2 separate regions of the Homo sapiens genome follow, and region 2 is linked to region 1. A link is a contact called in ENCODE Hi-C or POLR2A ChIA-PET data. All regions are on one chromosome and are shown on one strand. Each heading gives the region's core, a stretch centred on a gene start or an enhancer-like site at or near the end of the contact. The rest is flanking DNA. Distances are from core to core; before and after follow the strand shown.

Evidence for each region. Hi-C counts contacts between places; a loop is a spot of excess contacts on that map. ChIA-PET counts read pairs that join two places held with the same protein, here RNA polymerase II (POLR2A).
Region 2: a loop to region 1 is called in a map of posterior cingulate gyrus, with 6 times the contacts of the local background. The contact joins two enhancer-like sites. A Hi-C loop is called at or near these places in 1 of 168 maps with a recorded cell type or tissue (posterior cingulate gyrus). POLR2A ChIA-PET finds 5 or more read pairs at or near these places in 1 of 52 experiments (activated CD8-positive, alpha-beta memory T cell).

The regions. Positions count from the first base shown.
Region 1 is chr4:53,643,409-53,646,139 of GRCh38, reverse strand. It overlaps a transcript of LNX1 not described here. Among named protein-coding and RNA genes, the nearest start is that of LNX1-AS2, 52 kb to the right of the region's middle. Within about 2 kb of position 1,424, at least 9 of the 41 ENCODE cell types and tissues checked have a DNase peak (open chromatin) inside an H3K27ac peak, as active enhancers do.
Region 2 is chr4:53,854,195-53,856,970 of GRCh38, reverse strand. No RefSeq gene overlaps it. Among named protein-coding and RNA genes, the nearest start is that of CHIC2, 210 kb to the left of the region's middle. Within about 2 kb of position 1,395, at least 10 of the 41 ENCODE cell types and tissues checked have a DNase peak (open chromatin) inside an H3K27ac peak, as active enhancers do.

The sequences.
Region 1 (2,731 bases), core at 175-2,674:
GAAATACAAACCAGGTATGGATGTCATAAGAGCCTTCATGACTGGTATAGTTGGGCATCAGATTCAACTGAGCTTCCTGGCAACCAAAGCAAAAGGGAAATATCCCCAATTACATCATTCTCATTTTTCAGAAAGGAATAAATAAAGCAATTCCTTTATAAGTACCAAGCTTTCCTCATCTGACTTGGAGTAGAAATTGAGTATATCAGCTTTATAAGAAAACTCTGAGTGAAATAGTAATCAGTATGAAATAGTAATCAATATCCTCACCAATGCATGCCCAGGAGTCTGGTATTTCATACGGTTTCAGATATTCATTCAAAACATCTTTATTGAGACACAGGTTCTACAGATGCCAACATGCCTGATATTTTTTTCTAGTGGCATACTTCACCTAAACTAAACTCAGGGAAGGTGGTCATGTGAGAGGCCAAGATAATGCAGTGTAGACCCCTTGTTCCTGCTGATCTCAATCCACAGAGTATTTGGGAGAATGAACAGAATGCCTCTCATTCAAACTATATTCCTCCCATAAAGCTCTTTTCTGAGCTGGTTAGAGAGAAAGTAAAGATTATAATTAACAGTTCTTTGCAACGTGCCTCAATGTCTGCCAATCCTATTACTCAGAAGGCAATTTCAGTGGCCCTTGCTCTTTGGGCTTGAGTAGGCAAATCCACCTTCCCTTTTCTGGAATAGACCCCATTGGGTAACCCCAATGGTAGTGCACACTGACAACTTAATGCTGAGAACAGCCCACAGCAGGGAAGGCAATGACCAAATATCTTCATTCACCCTCTGCACAAGAGGGCTCTGCCAAACTCCAGGCTGGTGACCAAAGGCCAGGAAATCTAGCCTGTCTTCTAGAATGTTCCTGGGGAGCTCTGTCATGGCTCCAGCCTCCCGAGAGTTCCCTTGCCAAAGGAGCCCTTCCTCTGGATTCTTAATTTGTGTAAGGGCCACCGTGTATCCCGGAGTGTTTTTAGGTTACACTCCTGCCCCAGGAGAAAAACACAGGCAAAAATAGAGTTAAGCCAAACTTTCTGTTCTTTTTTGGCGTGGACACTGCCTGGCTGTGCCCTTATCACCTGGATCATCTTTTGGCTGTCTGGAGATTTCCTGGGCTCACTCTCCTGCTGTTGGCAAGAATTGAGGAGTTAGGTCTCAGGGCTGGGGCTAAGGTACTACTTCTCCCTCACTCTGTTGAAAACTGAGAAGCGCATTTTGACTGTGCTACTTGTAATCCTTACCCAGACTTCCTCCTCCCTGTTACCACATCTCTCCCTTACTCTGACTAAATATGCCCTTTGAGCCAACCTCACCAAACTGGTTCTCTGGGTTGGTAATAACGACCTTCCAGATATACTCTGAGCTCCCTCCAGCAGGAACCTCCCAGTCTCTGCCTGGCCATCTGGCAAGGAGGCCCTGCTGGTGCTGGGGTAACCTACCCAACCTGGGACACTATCCAAGTCACCTGACATGGAATCCCGCTCCCTCCTGGAATAGGACAGCCTATGAGTTCCCAGGTATTTGCTATGAGAGTCCCAGCTAGTGGTGTGTTTTCTGATAAACTTCATTGTGTAAATTTCTTATCATGGACTGCAAACTAACATATAGCATATGTCAACACAGGTACATAAATACTTCAATATATAATACATCAGTCTAGCTTAAGTCACTTTACATTTATTTCTTGTTTTGGGGTTTTGTTTGTTTTGTTTTTGTTTGTTCGTTTTGTTTTGAGATAGACTCTCACTCTGTTGCCCAGGCTGGAGTGCAGTGGCGTGATCTCGGCTCACTGCAACCCTCCACCTCCTGGGTTCAAGCGATTTTCGTGCCTCAGCCTCCCAAGTAGCTAGGGCTACAGGAGCATGCCACCATAACCATCTAATTTTTGTATTTTTAGTAGAGACAGAGTTTCATCATGCTGGCCAGGCTGGTCTCAAACTCCTGGCCTCAAGTGATTCACTCACCTCCCCATCCCAAAGTGCTAGGATGGATTACAGACATGAGCCACCGTTCCTGACCTCCATTTACTTTTTTTTATCACTAGAATGAAGTACAAAACATAGTAAGTGCAGTCTACCCACGGGGTTTTGCTTTTGAGGAGCAGGGATTATTATTAATAAGACTTTTAGAGTAAATAATTTTGTAGACTAATAAAAATGTACACCAACTGTGGCTGAGTGGCTAGAGAACACAGCTGGCAAGGTGCTTTGTGTCAGGTCATGCTCCATTCATGAAATAATAATAATCACTGTCACTTACTGAATTCTTCCCATGTGCTAGGCCCCAACAAACTTTTTACATGGTTTGACTTCTCTTGTTTAATTTTCATAATTCTGAAAAGTCCTATTGTTATTTCCATGTTTCAGGTGAAGAAACTGAGGTTCAAAGAGCTTTAGCAAGCTGCCCAAGGTTACCAGGCAGCAGGACCTGGGTTTGAAAACAGGTCTGTTACACTCCAAAGCTCTCAACAGGAGGGAGAAGGAAAATGAGGAGAAAGGGAAGAGAGAGGGCGAGAGGTCTTGGGCAGCTAGTTCTTCAGTCCCCTGAATTTTGTTACCCTATCTCTGTGTCTATATCACAGCCTTCTTGGATTAATGAACAAAGAACCCCTTTCTCAGACTACATCAGCCACCCTCTGTCCACTCTGCTTGACACCTGATTAGATCATAAAGACCAAGGTTTCTTGACCGGGATGGTGTCTCAGCCCTGTAATCCCAGCACTTTG
Region 2 (2,776 bases), core at 146-2,645, 210 kb before region 1:
AAAAACCTGTTTCCTCTACCTCCTGGACCCAAAGCCAGACCACTTGCCTAGCTTTCCTTGCAGCTGTGTGGAGCCAAGTGCTTGAGTTTTGTGGGTAAAAGTGGGTTACACCACTTCCAGTCCAGGTCCATAGAAAGCTCACATACAGTCTTCCATGTTCCATGTTCATCCATAGGCTGACTGGATGTCCATGCCCAGGGTGACTTTGGAAGCCATATATTGAAGGCAGAGCCCCCATCAGTCTGGGTCTCTGGATATGGCCTCCTGCTATGCTCCCATCTCCAGCTGGTTAGCCTCTAACATTTTTCACTGTGTTAAGCCACAGGGACTTTGGAGTTTACCTGTTTTAGCATCTACTATTACTCTAATTCATATGCCAGCCCTCCCTACAAGTCATTCCCTACATTCTTTGACACCTTCTAACTGATGGTACGTACCTATAGTAATACAAAGAGCGAAGAATGAGCTTTGAGAGCTGAGCAACCTGCAGTACAGTAACAAAGGAAGATTATCTTCCTGGGTTTTGGACAACCCAGAGAACTGAAAGGGTAAAGCATATGGTCAGTGGCCAATCTACAGTTTTGGGTGGAGAGTCCTTTTACAATCCTATTCCTGAGCCATCTCCCACTGCCATAAAACTTTCCATAATTCCAGTCATTGAAGTGGTGGCAGAGTTTTTGGAGAAAGCCTTCCCTTAATACTATTCAAAACCTTCAGTATGCAGTGGTTATGCTTACAACGTGTCCCTCTCAGAACACTTTTCTGCAATGGGGTCAACATGTTTCCCCACAAAGCATGAATCCTGGAAATGCCTGACTAACTCCAGCATCATGTCTTATGGGGGCGAAATAGTTCTGCTATCTGGCTCTAGGAATGCAGCCTTCCTAATTTCAAGTAATTCATCTCCTAGGGGTGTTTTTGTGTTTTTCTTGGTCAACTACACAGTCATCGCATTTTGCAGCCAGGAGCAATTTGTTTCTCTGAAACCATCCAGCTTACAAGCTTTGCTTTCCAACCAGGAAGGGAGTTGTGGTGAACAGTCCTGTCTGACACAGACTGATTCATTATTGAATTAGGGAAATAATTTCTTGTCATCTTATTAGAATATGCATTTGGCAGCTGGATAAGATTGCATTTCAGTTTGTAAAAGAACAGTGAAAAACATGGGTCTCGTTGAGCTTGTGTGTGACTATGTGTATTTGTGTCGTTGAGCTTGTGTGTGACTATGTGTATCTGTGTTTTATTATGCAATGAGACTAAAAAAATAGAAGCAAGATTCTGAAAGCCCCAGAGCATGCATGACTTGTCATGAAAACGGGAAGCAGATTTTCTGGCAAGACTGAGTGTAGGTCCAGTTAAATTGTTTTGAATCTGATGATTTAGATATAACGTCTGATGAAGTATGATTTAGATATAAAATCTATGGTAAAGTAAAGCATAGCCCTAGCTGGTTGACTCAACACAGGCAGGCAGGAAACATGAGGCTATACTTTGTTTTTGTCAATTACAGGGAGCCCTCCCAGCTACACACACCTATGTGTTTGAGGAAGATAACTTCAGAAAGACTGTGTAGTTGGACTGTATTATACCATTCATCTAAAAAATTGGGAAATGAGAATCTGAGGTTTGGGACTCTGATGATAGAATCATACTATTATATGTTGCAACAAGGGTAAGATTGATCCACTTACTGACTGATTCATTCATTCAACATGTGTTTATTGTACAGCTGCTGCGTTAGAGGTTCTGGGCTAGGCCCTGGGGGTATAATGGCAAATAATGCAGAGTGAGTTTCTGCCCCTGTGGAGTTTATAGTCCCGTGGCGAATACAGGTCAATAAGCAGACTCAGTTATAGTGGAGGGCTGGGAATGCAATGAAATGGGTAGTGTAGTTGCTAAGGGAGGCCAGGGAAGGGTCAGCCAACCCAGTTCTGTGGAAGGGTCAGGAAAGGCTTCTTGGAAGAAATGATGTCTAGACAATGACATAAAAGATGAGGGGCAATCAGCTAGGCACAAGGCTGTGGTGGGGGCCAGGGAGAATTTGGTGAGGGAAGGGAATGAGCTACAGACCTTCAAGCAGAGGGAATTGCAGAAAGCATGGTGTATTGTAGGAACTGGGAGAAAATAACAAACGCCTAGATTCTAACACATGAAGCAGGAAAAGAGTGAAGGCAGGGGTCAGATCTTGCAGAGATTTGCGGAACATTTAGAAAGGCTGAACTTTATTTCAAGATAAATAGAAGTTATTGAACAAGCCAAAATATATCTTGATCTTAATCGGTCCTATTTTTGCAGGGATTGGGGGTGCAGGAAGAGGAGGTAAATACATGTCAGGAAACCAGACCAAATTCACACAGTGGGCAGTTTGGTGGTGGTGGCAGTTTCAGCAGGACAGCTGCAGAACTTATGGATCCTCATGGCTGGTGTGCTGCGATGGCGTTGCTTTCACCTTCTGCTATAACACTAATTTTGTTCTATTTTCTTACAGATATTCTCTCCAGATATCTAACTCAATCTAAATTATCAGTGCAAACAAGGTGAAAATGAGGAGTAAGTACTGCAAAGTGATAAATAACCTAAATCATACATCTGATTTTGGAATGTGACCACATAAATGGGCACAGTGCACATACTCATACTCACTGGCATACTCACACTTTTTTGAAAAAAACAGCTTTATTGAGGCATAAATGATGTGCAACAAACTGCAGATATTTAACAAACAAACACCAGGAGATTGGTTCCAGGACCTCTGAGGATACCAAAATCCATAATG